Regions from separate parts of the Mus musculus genome. Here region 1 is linked to region 2. The links are chromatin loops, found by intact Hi-C in ENCODE. Cell type or tissue: heart. All regions are shown on one strand. Each heading gives the region's core, and the rest is flanking DNA. Links, peaks and the distances in the headings are about the cores only.

Region 1 (8,337 bases), core at 44-8,043, 130 kb after region 2:
ACCTCAAATCCCCCCACCCCGAGTGACAGATTCCTCCAACAAGGCCACAGTTCCTAACTGCCACTCCCTATGGGTCAAGCCTTCAAACACTGAGCCTATTCACACCACCACATAAGGAATAAGTGGTTTTATTGGGTAAACTGTCTTCTGGGACCTGCATGCCATGGAGAAAATATCAAGGCTAACAATGTGTTTGGGGATTCCATCTCAGGGGGGGAGAACAGATCACACGTGGGGCAGTAAAGAGTTGTGAACTCTGTCAGGGAATCCGTCACTCTCGTCTTTCCCACTTTCTCCTGAACGTGAACTGAATGGGAAGTGGGTATATCCCTGCAAGTCTAGTCATCTTTAATCTTTTCATTCTTTCTTTTCTCTATGAAGTAATATCATAAAAAAACCTCAACATTTCAAAAGAAGATTCACATATATCTGTGGGGGTCTCTGAGATCCCAGGGCCAGCAGAGTGTTGATGTGTGAGAGATAAGAAGACAGTTTGGTTAACACAACTCAGTAGTCAGTGTTGGCTCAAACTTTGAGAGTCTGACCCCAAGTAGTTTATTTTAGGCATATTCAACCACAGCACAATTTGCTGAAAAAAATTTTCTGATGCTAGTGAACTCAATCCTGTGTGCACAGTAAAGCTTAAGCCATGCTACATGGAAACTCTCTGTGAAGTACACGTGACATCTTCCATAAAGATGGGGTCAGTCAATTGACTGAGAAAAATAAGCTCATGATGGCGGTCTGTGGGAGGACCTGGCGTGGCCTTGGCCATAAAGATAGGACAAAGTTCACCAAGCTTTGACCTATTTCTTCTCTCAGCGTTCTGGGCAGAAAACATCCCCCTCTCTGCAGAGCCAACCCTATGTGTTTAACATTCCTGGTTCCCTGGTGCTTATCTGTGAGCACAAAGCCCTCTGTACCTCCTACACAGATCTTATTGGGAGATAGGGCAGTAAGGTTATGCCTACAATTGACTGACTCTGGAAGTCCGGGAACTTGCCTAAGTGACCCAGGTAGTGAGTGATGGTACTGAGCCCACAACCCAGGCTTTCCATTCTAATGCCACTCACTTCCCTGGACCATGCTACCTTCCCTCAGTGGGCATCCTTTTTATTGTCTCATAATTGAAGGCATTTTCTTGGTTATATCTCCAAGGTTCCATCTACTAAAATATCAAACACAAGCTTGAGGTCCAGGTTTCTTTGGTAGTCCCAGAGTGTAGGCAGAGACAGAAAAGAAAAAGGAGGTGCAAGTGTGTTACAGAGAACTGAGGCACACTTGTATCCTCTAGATTCTCTAACTTCTCTCGGGTTTCATAAGGTACACTATCTTTCCTTGCCAATTATAGTTCCTTTATTGTTAATACACACCTGAATAAGCAGACTTAAGAATACATAAGGAAAAGAATTGCCACATCCTAAAAATCAAAAAACAATAAACTATCAACGTTTAACAAGATGATTTACTCCCATTTCCCTTTTCTTTCAGCAAACATTTATTCATCTGCTATATGCCTCATACTGAGCTGCTCTCTGTGTAGCTCTGGCTATTCTGGAACTCACTCTGTAGACCAGGCTAGCCTTGAACTCACAGAGATCCACCTGCCTCTGCCTCCCAAATGCTGAGGTTAAAGACATAGGCCACAACCACCTGGCTCACCCTGAGTTCTTACAATGAGGCAAAAAAGGAAAGGGTAACAGATGGGTCCAACTGACAGTTACATTACACAATAGTCAAGACACAAGTATATGCAGGATTCTAGGCAGATACTGCTATGTGCTCATAACAGTTTACAGGAAATTGCCTGCCTGTGCCCTCTTTAAAACTCATTACCTAGTTTAGTCACCTCTGAATCACTTTATCAACATTTTACATTTTTAAAAGCAGGCCAGATAGTTATTCACTCTGTCTTTTACAGTGTAAAGCATATGCTATTCAGTGACACTGAAATCTATTTCATCACAAACTGTATAAACAATAGCTTCTGCAGTCTTAGTCTTCCGTTTGAGTTCATTTATCACCACTGGTGGTTTAATCAGGTCAATTATTGAAGAAGTTAAAGTCCCACCATTCTGATCAACTGTAGCAACTGAAATAAACATATCAGTCCCATGGTTCTGCTTCTTTCCAAGGGATCCTCCCCAGGGATCTATCTTGTTGACAAGGCTCTTCTTTACAACAACACTTTCCTCTGCCATCCACCTGCACTATTGTCCACTGCTCTAGCTTAACTTCCTTGGTTGGTCCTAGCTTTGGCCATGTTTATCTACGGGGGACCACTTCTCCACAAAGACACAAAGAGGCAGAGTTGGCACTGTGTAATTGCATGCTTCCATCAGAAGCAGTCCTCTGGAGTGGCTTTCTCTGGGAGGTCCTGAGTCACACTGATCCTTTAGGCTCCCTTTGTTTACTCCCTCTTACCCTCAGTGAAGTCCTGAGGCTGGACCAGACCCTCTATTGTGGTACCTCCTTTATGGATCGCTGCAGGACTGGGAACATCCCTCGGGAAGTCAGAGCCTGGGTTGGAAACCTGGTTCTCAATTTTTTAGGCTGTCTGAAATTTTATCACTCTGACTCAGTTTCTTTACTGAAAGACAGAGAATAAAGACATTTCCTTGTCCCAGGATTGCAATTAGATGTTTGGCAAAATGACGCACATTTAAAAAGTTCTGTTTAGTATGTTATAGTAATAGATTTCTTCCTAGTGTTAAATCTCTGAGGCTTACCAGTGAGAAAACAAAGATTAAAAGGTGGGCAGGTGAGCTACCCCAGCCCACAAAGGTGCTTGCTGTAGCATGGATGGCCTGAAGTTGATCCCTGGATCACACTTGTTGGAAGGAAAAAGCTCAAAAGTTGTCTTCTGATCTCTCCACAAGATGGACACACACACACACACACACACACACACACACACACACACAGTAAAAGCAAAGCTTTTTAAATAAAAAAGTGACAAAGCCAAGCAAAATTTCAATTGTATAATACTTGAGAAAAAGCCCAATCATTTTCACTAACTCAAGATTTCTGTCTAAAACAGCCAAGTGTAGAACCAAGAAAAGGGGTCTAGAACCAAAACTCAAATTGGTCTGTGAGCAAGAAAAATATAATGATCTTTAGGAATAGAGATTGAGTTCATTCCTAGGGCAGGGCTCCAAATCCACTTCCCACAGGGGGGTCCTAGGGTGGGGCTCCAAATCCAACCCCACTTCGGTGGTCTGAGTACAGGTGAAGGAGACCGCCAACACACCCACACTTTGATCTAAAGCCAGAGACCAGCACTGAAGAGGCAGACTTGGCACTTTTCTCCTGTTCACATTTTAGAATTACATTTGAATTTTAAGCCTTTGTGACTAAGTCACTAAGTATCAGTTGTGAGGACTCAATAAGATCACATTATAAAACACTTAGGGTAGTGCTTAGCCTATTAAGGGTCAGTTTTGCTATGGCTCTCTTTAATTTTGCTATGCTCCCAGTTGGGGGAAGGGTTAAAGTATGGAGAATGATACACACACAGGCTTTTCTGCATAATCCCGAGGATGGAATCCTGTAGGTTTCCTATTACAACACTCTGGAGCCATCTGAGATCCTCAAGATTCGCCTGAGAAAGAGTTAAAGATGCTTCTGGGCAGGGGGATGGGCGTTAGATGGGAGGCCAGGTTGGCTTTGCAAATAATCCGAATGGATGACAGCTGTCTCCGCAGGATGATGGAAAAGCCCACTCAGCCTCCTAAATCTCTTCCACCGTGTCATTCTCCCTGAAATTCCATCTTTAGAAATAATTCCTTTAGATTAGTAAAGCTCCCAGGAGGATAGCAGGACTCCTGCGAGGTTTATTTTCTCTTACTGGGCATCTCCTGACCCCAAGGAGTTATACAATTTAAAGGCTCAAGGAGGTAGTTCGCTCAAGGGCTCTAATTTTTTTATAGAAGATAGCCTGAGGGCCTGCTAACAGTTCTTGCCTTCAAAACTAGGAAGGCTCCAGAAGAGTGGTGAGCTATTTACCTGGAAGGAGAGATCTCTAAGACAAAAGTGGACACAGTATGGGACAGACAATGGAACTGGAAGGAAAGCCAGGGAGACCTCCTTTCTTCTGCCTATACCGCCTACTGTGTCATAGGTTGAAGCCTAGCCCTTTACTAGGAAATTGATTAGTTTCCCGAAGCTGGGGACGGCAGGAAGAGGGTGGGAGTTCTTCCCTGGTTCAGAGGACTGTGGATCACGTAGGGATTGCTGAAGGCTACTTGTTGGGACTGCTTGCTTCCCCTCCCAGGCGCTGGGGCAGAAAAGAAACAAGAATGAGCAGAGGAGGCTGAAGCTGCAGAAGAGGCGCCTCTACCACTCCTGGCTGCCAGGGTCTGTCCTGGTCTGCGTGCACCGCCCGAGATAAAGAAGCGCTGGTGATAGGCACCTGGCATCTAGGACCCAAAGGATAAGCCAGTTCTTGCCTGCTAGGGTGCCGAGCAATGGATACACGCCCCTGCCGCGCGAGTGCGCCCTCTTGACTGCCATGCAGGCTGCACCCCAGCACCCCCAAATCATCATGTATCAGCCCGAGAACCCAGGAATGAAGAAGACGACGGCTCTGCGAAGCGCACACAGTGCAGTGGAGGCACGCCGGCGGTCTGCGGGGGTTCTCACTGCAGGCGGTGGGTCTCGGGACCCAGAGGGGGGCTTGAAGAGGCTGTGCGGGGGACGAGAGACTCACCTCTGAAGGACTCAGGGATCCGCTGAGACTGGACATGGCTGGACTGCCGTTTGTCAGACATAGTGCTGGAGTCAGAGTCGCTCAAAAACTCGTCAGTTCCCAAAGCCGGAGCTTTACTGAGAGCCGTTAGCAACGAAGGGGCTCAAGCTCTGGTGCAGTCCCGCCCCCAGCTGGCGGCCCGCCCAATAGGTGCCCGGGAATGGAGGAGAAGACACGCCTCTCCCGCCCTCAGAGTGCGTGACCGGAGGGGGCGTGGCCTGAAGGGGGTGTTGGCAGGCAGATACTAGGAGGGTAAGACAGTGAGGCCAGAATGCTTAAGGCCCTGCCAGAGTCTCGCTCCAGCTTCCAGTGGGTTGATCCGAGGAGAAGCTGTGAGAACAGGGCGGGGCTGAGGAGCGGTGCAAGGCATCCTGTGATTCCAGGCATTAGTGAGGGGGAAGGCGTCCTCTTGTAGTGGGGGTCTTGCAGATTGAGGGGCGTGCTGAGGGTGCTGAGTATAGCCTGGTACATCGGGTAGGCAGTGAGAGGAAGGAGTTCGCGTCAATGCTCTTGCCCCAAAGAAGACCAATTTCCAGGCGGTACATTACTTTTTTCAGACAAAATTAACTTACGGAGCGCTTGGCCTCTAGCAGGCGAGGGCCTCCCAGTTGATGCAGTGGGCAGAGGTGGACACAGTGCCAGCCCTCGTGAAGTTTGTATTATACCACAAACAAACAAGCTAAGGGTGTTTCGAAAGCAACAGCACGGAGCCCATTTGATTAATCAAAACCGAAAGGCTTCTTTCTATAAATAAGGATGTGGCCCGTGAAAAATGTCCCCTGAAAGAGCCAACCTTGGAATGGGGGCAGACTTATTCATGAGAGGTGAAAGGTCGGGCCTGGATTCTAAAATTACATTTTACAGTGTCCAGGCTCTGGAGGAAGCACTTGCCAGAACCCTCCCAGTCTCAAGTTGCCTCCCTTGCAGTTTGTAACTGAAAACCTCATGTTTGAAAAATCACTGCTGGTTTTTTTTTTTGTTTGTTTGTTTTTGTTTTTGTTTTTCTCCCTGGACTGTCCCAATGCAAACTGTTCAGGGAAATATTAAGGTACACAAAATAAACTTTTAAAAGGCATTTTATTTTGAATAAACATAGAATCACAGAAAGCTGAAAAGACATTATAGTGGTCACAAGGACCCTCTATTCATGTTACTCCTATAGTTAAATCTGTTTTATGTGCAGTCTCAAAATAGGAAATTGGCCCTGACAGAATAAGTATTCAAATATGCCATTTTATCACATGTATATACATTCTTATAAACACAGTTATAAAGATACAGAGCTAGTTCATCACTGCTGAGAGCTCCCTCTTGGAAACATTCTCTCTCTCTCTCTCTCTCTCTCTCTCTCTCTCTCTCTCTCTGACACACACACACACACACACACAGTATTTGCTGTGTAATTCCAGATGCCTTGTGGTGGTTCCCTCTCATGAAATGCTGTCCCTTGACTTTATAGCTCTGGAACACTGATATTGTCCAGAAGAAAGCAGGAAAGTGACAGTGGGAAGGATCAAGTCGACCTTTGCTTGAGGGTGAAGGTTCTAGAATTTTAAGCTTTGTGATTCAGCTTTCTCAAATTGACTTCCCATAAAATAGGTCAAATATTTATAGTCCTGGGGATGATGTCCCAACTCATGTAATCACATGGTTAGCCTTTTATCGATAAGCTGCTCGTAGAGAAGGCGGGGGCTATGGTAGCTTAATGGTCTGTTCTCTCGGAATCTTCCTTGACAAAGTCCACAGCTTCATTTTCCCCATTCTGCCATAAATAAACCCCAGGGTGTGAACTTCCTGTATATGCTGTGGCTCTCGGGGAAGCAGTGCAAATAGGAAATTAATCCTTGCTTATTGTAATAAAGTATTTATGTTTCACTGTTCTTTTACTAGAAAGGAAAACGGTGTTTCCAAGTGTATTTGTCTGTGCTGCTCGTGCTCCTGAACTGAACTCTCAAGACAATCTCAGCCAGCGTCATTTGTGAGCCGCTGCCCTTTGGGACAGAGGGTTTGCAAAACATTTGCTGGCACCCACTCCAGATTGCATCAGTTCCAGCATTAATTCTGGGCCCCAGATGAAGAACAAACTGTAGGGAATAGATGAGAGTTTCCAATTCTGAGTTAAATATTTCGACTTTCACTTGCCCATAGTACTGTCAAATTTTGACTTTCACACACATTCTCTGTAAATGTTTGGGCTAAATATTCTTTAAAAAATAATTTTAGGAGGCGCAGTAGTTAAGAGTACTTCCTGTTCTCTCAGAGGACCTGGGTTCAGTTCCCAGCACCCACAGCGGGCAGTTTACAATCACCTGGATCATCCACTCCACAGATTCACTTGCTTTCTTCAGGCCTCTGTGAAAGCCAGGCACACATGGTATGCGCTTAAGTGCATGCAGGTAATACACGCGCGTGTGCACACACACACACACACATACACACACACATACACACACACACATACACACACACACACACACACACCTCCTTTTGAATTTTCAAGAAGTTAGAATTTTTTAAAAGAGGACTGGAGAGATGGCTTGCTCCCTAATCATAAAGAGAAGTTTGGATCCCAGTGGTACTGTGGACCTCTGAAGCAGAGGGAAAGACAGTTGGAAGGGAGATAGATGTTCATAGACAGAAGCAGGCGATCAAATTACTACACCAAAAGAGGCACACAAGCACTGTAAGTCCCATAGAACACGAGTGTCATCAAAAAGATAATACTTGAACCCACATAAAAACCTCTGAGCGTCAGTGGTTCTCGGCTCTGGAGCCTCTGGAGTCTGAGGTAAGTTTTTGTTTCACGCTGAGCCATTTCCCTGTCTTTTTAATTCCTTAATAACAGAGAAAAAGAATCTATCTGCTATCTGGTGTCACTAACGCCCATACAATGAGTCTGGCATCTGGCTCTGAGAAATCTGATCTCCATGCACACAAAGGTCCACACCCTTGCGCATACACGCACTCCTATACTCATGCGGACAGATTGTTTTTAAAAAGTGGAGTTCCGGGTCAGTAGAAAGGAAATTTGCCTGCAGTTTTATCACCATTAATCAAACGATCATAAGGATTTTTAGAGGTTATATGAGTGTTTTGCTTTCCATGCATGTCTGTATCCCACTGTAGAGTTCAGGAGAAGATGCGATGTTTGGGAACTGGAGTTATAGATGGTTATAAACCAGCATGTGAACCATAAACACCTTTAACTGCTGAGCCATCTCTTCAGATCCTTTCATAATTTTGATGAAAATTTTATATTTTGGGTTGTGAGCCTAGCCATTAACAGCTGAGCCATCTCTCCAGCACTCGGGAGGCAGAGGCAGGCAGATTTCTGAGTTCGAGGCCAGCCTGGTCTACAGAGTGAGTTCCAGGACAGCCAGGGCTACACAGAGAAACCCTGTCTCGAAAAACCACAAAAAAAAAAAAAAAAAAAAAAAGGGGGGCCTTGCGGAGCGTGTGGTCCGCTGGCCTGTTTGCTACTAGGGCAGGTTGGTGATTCTCCAGGGCAGCCATGGCAGAACCACAGCCGGCGTCCAGTGGCCTCACTGATGAGACCGCTTTCAGCTGCTGCTCCGATCCAGACCCCAGCA
Region 2 (8,337 bases), core at 66-8,065:
ATGTTAGTCAGGTGGACAGGAAACTTCTATAATTAATCGAATAATCAATCTAATCCAAATGGTCAATTTTCTTTCCATAATAGAAATACAACCTTGGAAAATAACCTGCCCATTTCTGAAACCAACTTTTCATAACTCACTTAAGATTACACTTTTGTGTAAATTAATGTAATAAAAAATTTAAAATACCAGACTGCTTAACAATGTCCACAGAGAAAGACAAAACCTTCCCACTAATGATAGTGTGCTATGAATAAGAAATGAAGTACTCCCAAATCTGTTTTCTGATTTCCATAAAAGTATTTAACAACAACAACAACAAAACAATGGTACCTGCACTTGAAAGAATTAGTAAAAGCTTACTAATGACTTGTCTCAGACCCAGGTGAGTTTGGTAGGAGCAGTGTAGAGATAGACCAAGACTGTTCACTGCAGACACTGATCAGTAATACAGTATTAATGCTCACTATACTGATGCTTTATTTTGCAAACTTTAAAAAGTTTGAAATATAGTATAACTTAATATTAATAATAATTTGTCTCCTGCATACTTTTAAAATACTTGTGTATGACTGTATGTGTGCACATGTGGCACACATGTAGATATTAGAGAGAATAACTAGCATGAATCCTTTCTCTCCTCCTTCTGGGTGGGTTCCAGAATCTAAGTCTGGTTGTCAGCGTGGCAGCAAAAGACTTTACCTACTGAGCCATCTTGCCAGGCCCACATTGCTAACGTTTTTAATGTCATAAACACCTCGAGAGCTATAGTTTGAACATTTTTATCTTACAAGTCTTGCTAAGAGTATGCAAATAAGACCTATAAAACCTGGCTGCAAGAAATTTTCAAGCTCTGTTGCAAAGCTTAAGTTTACAAATATACAATTTAACATGAAAAATATAAAGCAAATTTTTTTAAAAAGCCTTAATTCCAAGGAATTTTCAATAGCAATTATAATCTAAGGTTTTTACACCTTTACAATAACTCCACTTACTGAGCCCCTAATATAAACTAGCTACTTTATAAACAATTTCTAACCCTAAAAATTCATTTTACAAGTTAGGAAACCGGGTCAGAAGTGATTTACTGATGGTTATATACTACTAAATGGGCAGGTAAGATTAAGCCAGAGTCTACTTCGACAGTACTTGTCCAACAGATATTAAACACCCATTATATGGCTAGCAAAACTACAGGCAACTTGCATGTCAAACCTGAGCTTTCTTTAATTCTAGTTAATCCTTAAAATGACCCTGAAATGTGGGCACAATTTATAAGGACACTGAGTCTGGGAGGTTAGCTAACTTGGTTAGGATCAATTCAGTAACTAACATGTAGGTATGGTTTGGGCGATTTTACTTGACCATGCACGAAAGCGTGTAGGCTAAGGTTTTGTGCCTTGGGTTCTGCCATTTCCTAGTTACACTGAATTCCCGAGATAATCGCCTGCTGCAGGGAAGGGAAAAGAGGAAGCTGCATTATTAATGGGTCAAATTTGTACTCAACAATCACATTTACATAAAAGGTAATTGAAACAACATGTCATGACCAGTAAACTTTCCAAGAATTTCCATACTTGGCTGTGCAGCCACCAAGAACATAGCTTTCTTCACAAATACGGAGGACATGCTACCACCACCTCTCCTCCAAGGAGCATTTGCCAGAGTAGCAGCTGACATGATAGATTTTGGGTCTTATCAGTTCTCACCCAGTGTGAATGGAGAGAAAATGGAATTCAGTTGTCTCCTCTCTGAACCGATCCAGTATTGTGTATCTCAGCCCTCGTGGAATGTACTGTAGTACAAAACATACCAGCCAGGATAGGGAGAAGCCATCATTTGTGTTCCATCATTACTCAGCTACAGGACAACTTCTGGCTTCGGTCCGTCCCTCGCCCCTTATTAAAAAAATGCGGAAAACTCTCAAAAGGCACTCGAAGCAAGCAAGCTATGTGTGAAGACACCTAAACCCGTGTCTGGCACACACTGGAGTTTTAGCGTTCCCGTTCCATCGTCTTTTCTCAAATTCTCGAGATGCCCAAACTTTTTCCCTTCGTTCTTTCTAGATGCTGTCTAGGTTCCAACCAGTGCAGGCTGGCCAGGGACTTTACAGGGATTCGGAGAACCTCGCGCACAGTCCCACACGCCCAATCCTCAGCCGGGACGACAGAGCGGTGGCTTACAAGGACACGGGAGCCAGCCCGAGACGCCGAAGCGCTGCCTTTTGTTGAGGCCCTGTAGGGTGGGACTGCCACGGCTGGGGGCTCGTGGGTGGCAGGCCGGCGCGCCACGCGTGGGGCAACACTGCGGGGGTGTTCTACAGCCGCGGGCAAAGGCGGCGAGACTCGGGCCTGCGGAGGCCGCGGCTGTGCCCCGCAGGTCGGACGGATGAGGTGGGAACACACCCTCCCTGCACGCCTCGGAGCCCGGCTGCGGGCAGGGAGCGCGAGCCGCCCGGGACGGCGCGGGCGACAGCTCGCCCCGCGGAGTCCTGTCAGGCCGGCGCCCTCCGCCGACCCCCGGGCTGGCCGCGGCCTGCGGGGCCCAGCCCGGGACGCCGCCCGCCTACCTCTCGGCTCGCCTCCGCCCCTTGGAAGGGCCGGGCTGGGAGGCTGGCTCCGGCGGCCCCTGCGGAAGGCCTTGGTTACCTGGGGGGTTGCTGGTGGCTGGGCAGCTTTCCGGACGGGAGGGGGACGTCAGGACGAGGAAGCGGAGGGCGGACGCGGCGGGAGGGAGGCCGGAATCCGTCAGCCGAGGCCCTGGCAGGTAGGCGGGCTGGCCGGAGGTTGCAGACACTCGGGTGGCAGTCGCGGTGGCGGCGGCGGCTGCTCCTGCGGCTCCCTCAGGATCTTCCTCGGGCTGGCCCAAGATGGCGGCGCTCCCTGCACAGGGTTTCCTGTCACCCTCGCAATGGGCCGGACCACAAAAGAAGGGGGGAGGATGCGCGCGCAGCCAGCGGAGCCCGGAAGAGGGTGGTGGAGACTAACCTGACGGCCACGCCCCTTCGTCAGTTCGCCCCTCCGGAGTAGACCCGCCTCGGCCTCGGCCCGCCCCCACTGGTCCTCACGCCTGAAGGAGGCGGGGAAAGGAGCCTGCGCAAGCGTAGTCGTGTGCCACGCCTCCCGGCGGAGTTACTGCGCAGGTTCGCACGCTGTTTTCTAAGGGTTGACAGTGTCTGTCCAGAATTGTCGCCGTTAGAGACCTAACTATTTTTAATACGCGTAACTGCTTATCACTGGGCCGCCTCTGTATACCGGCTTCTGGAACACACACGTATTTACTGCATTTATTCAACATTTACAGACCAATTGGAGACTAGTAGGAACAAGGCTGGCCAACACCCAGAGACGCTTCTCGTGCCATCAGAGGCAAAAGGGTGGTTCACATTGACCAACCCATTTGTATAATCATGTAGCTAGGAGGTGGCCCTTTCTTGTGTTTCATCTTTGTCTAGCTTAACCTTGCTTTGCGGACACCAGCAACAGGAAGAGGGAAACTTGACATTTTTACTCCCACCTTCCCAAGACACTTCCCACTCCCACCTTCCCAAGACACCTTGGTGAAAGCAACAGTTTCACTTTCTTGGTCTTTCGTCTTTTTGCCTTGTAGAACCTGGATGTGGATTTACTTATCTTACATTTACGTTTATCTTACATTTCCTTTTTTTATCTTATTATTTATTTGACATTTACGTTATTTATCTTACATTTACGTTTAATTTATATTTTACAATTACATTGCCACAAGGATGGATATGTTAATAACGCAAAGCAAAGCAATTTTTTTTTTCAGCATAGAAGTTGACCTTTTTTCTCCTGATTTTTTTTGAGGAGTGGAGTGGGGTTCAATACAGGATTTCAGTATGTACTTCTGGTTCCCCTGGAACTCACTATGTGAATCAGGGTGGCCTCTAACTTGCAGAGATTTGCCAGTCTCTGTATTCCCGTGTTATGGTTAAAGACATGCACCATCACACCCAGGTTTCCCCCCATGATTTTAAAGGATTTGGTACATATCTTGTGTGTCTCTGAAGGGACTATGGACTGTAACCATTATCCCTACCATGCCTAGTGGATAAAATGGCCCTTTCCAGAACCCCCAAAGAAAAGTCGCAATTCTAAGCGTTTAAAACCTTTCGTTGTAAACTGGTTCTGCCTTAGGAAAGTGAGATGTCATTAGAAAAATACATAGCAGTTTGAAAATCTCTTGTTTTGATAAATACATGATACAGACAACAGTTTTATACATGTCATTTACTTTCTCAGGTCCTCAGACTTTTCTCCAAAGTAAGGATGTGATATCTAATTCCTATCTTTCTTGTTAAAATTAAATAGACAATGCATACAAAATTCCTGGCATATAATACCTTGAATGGGGACTATTATTATTTGATAAGCATAAGGTACTCTCTTCCAGTCCTGGAGGTCAGTGGTTTAATTCATTGTGGTGGTTTAAATAAGAATGGGCCCCATATGACATATATAAGATAGAAATTGGTGCCATGGACTGGGGTGTTGTGTGACAGTCATGACCATTCCATTTGTTGGAGGAATATGGAAACAACTGGGACTTTGGACTAGAAAAAGCATTGGAGATTTTAAGTGGGGCTTAATATGCCATCCTGGTAGGAACATGGAAGACAGTGCCGAGGGCAATTTGAATAGGAACCTACTCAAGATATTTCAGAGGGGAATAATGAGTGGCCTAGAGGCCATCCTTGTGATATTTTGACAAAGAATATGGCCACTTTGTCCTAAAAATTCCTGGAGGATAAATTGAAGAATTAATGAATTAATGGCCTTGGAAGAGGAGATTTCAAGATAGCCTAGTGTTGACTGTGTCACTAGTGGTCACTTTTATTTAGATCTACAATGAAAAGAAGCAAGTTGGGCAGAGAGAAATACAGAATGCACAGTTATAGCACTAGAAAGTATAATGGAGCTAAGAGTCTTGGGCTCTGGAAAAAGTTTAAAAGAAAAGCCTGATGCTAAATGGAATAAAGGCAGTGGTGGCCTCAGGGGAGGACCCCACTCAACTAAGCTGCCAGTTTGTCAAAAGGGATTAAGGAAATTTTTAAGCAATTAAAGAAACCATAGAAAGCAGAAAGGTGGTGAAAATGTATTTGAACAAGGGGCCATGTTCCAGCCCCAGCAAAGAGAAGATCATGGCAGCTTCAGGCACATGGTTCTGACTTTAGAGTCAAGGATACCAGATATGGACTGTGGAATCTCTCTCCATGGCTAAGGAAAGCCACTGAAGCCAGGAATGAGTCAGCGTTGTCCTCTACATGGAGATCTAGAAAGACCACTGCATGGATCTGTGAAGGTGAAGCCTGGATTGCCTTGGAGACCCCAAGATGTTTGCGATGCCAGAGTTGTAGGAGAGCTGACAAGGAAAGCTGCCGACTAAATGTGGAACCATCCCAAGAAAGAAGTCTGTTTCAGCCAACAAAGCTAAAGGGGGTTGGAGATGTGGAGAGCGCTTTGATATCACACATCTGATGCAGAATTTAGAGTTTGCCCTGCTGATTTTCAGTCTTGCTTTGGTCCAGTATGTCTTCACTATGCTTCCTTTTCTCTTCTGGGAATGGTATCTTCTGTGCCATCGTATATTGGAAGTATGTGACCTGCTTTTTATTTTTGATTTTTCAGGAGATTACAGTTAAGAGATGGCCATCAGTCTCAGTAGAGACTTTGGACTTTTAAACAGTGTTGATACTGTTATATACTACAGGGACTTTTGAAATTGGACTGAATGTATTTTTGCATTATGACATGGCTACAAACCTATGGGGGCAGGGAGTGAAAAGTAGTGGTTTGAGTAAGAATGGCTCCCACAGGCTCATAGATTTGAATGCTGAGTCACCAGGGAGTGAACTGTTTAAAGGGATTAAGAGCTGTGGCCCTGTTGGAACCTTGTGGAAGAAGTGTGTCACTCACTAGGGGTGCATTTTGAGATTTCAAAATGTTAGCCCAGTCCCCCACCCCTCTCTGTGCCTAAGGAGTGAGATGCAGCTCTCAGGTACTGCTCTCACACATGCCTAGATGCCACCATATTCCCTGCCGTGATGATAATAGACTAAGCCTCTAAAACTGTAAGGAAACCTCAATTAAATGCTTCCTTTTCTACAAGTTGCCTTGGTCCTGAGGTCTCTTCACAGCAACTGGCAATGACTAAGACATTTATACATTTTTTTATACTTATGTACATATTTTGACATTTTTTAAATCAAGGAAATTTCTAGGCAGTTGTAGAACACTTGTATGTACCAGGATGTGAATTCCTTCTTAAACATGGCAAAGAATAAAAATTTTTTTTTTGCTTTGATACTGTCTTGGTAACTAAAGGAGAAAACTGAGCATCAGTTGTCACTGTTTGCTCAGGGATGAATTTGTACCTAACCAGAAAGTTTCTGTCTGTTTGTTACCTGAAGTGAAACCTTCTGGTGTTACTGAACAATTATTACACACCAAGAACTATCCAAAAGTCATTTTCTTACCTAGTTTCTATAAGCCTTTTTAATTTTTAATTGTAAGTGTATGAATGATTTGCCTGTATGCCTATGCACCGTGCGCATGCCTGGTGTCCACAGAAGTAAGAGGCACCAGACTCCCTGGAATGGTTGGAGTTATAGATGGTTACAAGCCACTATGTACATTCTGGGAATGGAATAGGTCTTCTGCAAGAATACATGCTCTTAACCTTTGAGCCATCTCTCTGGTCCCATTCTAAGACAACTCTATGAATTCATCACTGTATCCATCCATTTTACAGATGAAAAGGAGTAATGTCATATAGGCCTAAAGGTAAAAGTTGTCCTATAGGTAAAAATTGGCAGTGCTGAGTCAGGAGCCTGGCAGGACAGGACTCCAGAGTTCCTGCTCTGAGCTCTACCCTGCTACTCTTCCTTAGCTGCACTTGGAGATCTGGACTGCAGCTTACTGGATCATTTTGAAGTAGTATTGAACAGAAACATTGTTGCAAATGAAGACTGCCACTCATGCTAAGCAAGGAAATTATAAAGTTATTATATAGTTATAATCATTAATCATTATAAAGTTATTTCTGTAACCGATCCTAGAATTTCTAAAGTTAAGCCCAATGTAACTGAATGCTGTATCATTAAGAGCTGTCTTGCTGAACATCTGTCAGCACTTCCAGCTAACTCTATTAAAACACTGTTTGTATGTTGGAAGATATACACACAATATTTATAGGGGCACTGTAATAGCAAAGGACTAGAGACGAAAATAGATAGCTGTTACAGTAACTTACAGCACATCCGCATTGTAGAATATTATGCAGCTCTTTAAAAAGGTGACTCACTTATGTAATAGACATCGGGAAGCATCTTTTCTGTTGTCTTTGAACTCCTCCTGTGGCCAACCTAAAAACAAAAGTCTCCAAAGAGTCCATATTTTACATGCAAAGGGCCATGAGTGGCTGGAACTATGGACCTTCTAGCAAGGGATTTGAACACCTATTATTCAAGGTGTGGATCTTGTTCCAGGAAGCTCCCACCTCCACTCCACTGCTTTTCAATCCTTTCCCCCATTCATAGATGCTACGCACAGACACATACCCTCAGCACTACTCAGTGGAAAGATGGGCTGGAGAGATGACAGGGACATCGGTCTCCATGGAAAATGCAGTGGGGAGGGGCTCTCCTTCCACTCTCTGCATAGAGTCTCATATCCCCTTCTAGAGTTGAGAGGAGCTCTAATTCATCAAGGAAGACCAAGTATGCCTGTAGCAAGGGGAGACTGGATATCAGTTCAGGCAGCAGATTTAACTGATCCATTCTGCCCAATTGCTGCCTGCACTGGTGGAGGGAGGGAGTCAGCCTAGCAGGGGCTTGTGGAGGGGGAGAGCAAAGTATGGAGGGAGAACAATTTAAACTGCTTTCAGCTCTCCTCCCTCACTTCCCAGTCCCTCAATGGGGTGTTATCAGAAAGCTGAGGCCAAAACACTGGGACCGGCAGTCATCTGGACAATACAGCAGCTACTCGGGGGTCACCAGCTCCCAGGGGAGGCATTGCGGACCCCCTCAGTACTGAATCATTGCCATGACCACCTGGTCTTGTCTCACTGTTCTTTATGTACTTTATATATTTTCTTTTCTAAAAAAAATATTATTTTATTCTTTATCTTATTTCAGAACATAAAAAAATTAGAGTCATTTTCAGATCTACCGTGCTTATTAAACCAAAATAATACTTTTTTTATTATTAGTTTTACAATCTTAATTTTGTTGGCTAGTTTTCCTCATATGTTTTGGATTTTTGGTCCATAAACTTATATTGGACTGCAGATCATTTTTTCTCCCCTCTCCCTTCC

What was found. Peaks named below come from ENCODE experiments on the same cell type or tissue, not always from the same donor. Only the 100,000 strongest peaks of a DNase experiment are listed, where the experiment ranks them.
Region 1: it touches region 2 in a loop (2.6-fold over the local background); 5 of 42 quality-filtered maps call a loop at or near these places.

What each region holds. Positions count from the first base shown.
Region 1 is chr2:35,332,151-35,340,487 of GRCm38, forward strand. It overlaps Stom (stomatin), which reads right to left and starts at 4,859. Exons shown (of 7, transcript NM_013515.2): 1 at 4,709-4,859. The coding sequence starts at 4,769. It also overlaps the pseudogene Glo1-ps. In heart, for the core only: no CTCF peak of the experiment used is centred there; DNase peaks (open chromatin) are centred at 4,951, 5,581 and 6,721; H3K4me3 peaks cover 1,877 bases; H3K27ac peaks cover 2,203 bases.
Region 2 is chr2:35,198,112-35,206,448 of GRCm38, forward strand. Rab14 (RAB14, member RAS oncogene family) reads right to left here and starts at 3,009. Exons shown (of 8, transcript NM_026697.4): 1 at 2,649-3,009. In heart, for the core only: a CTCF peak has its summit at 3,106; a DNase peak (open chromatin) is centred at 2,960; H3K4me3 peaks cover 3,114 bases; H3K27ac peaks cover 2,073 bases.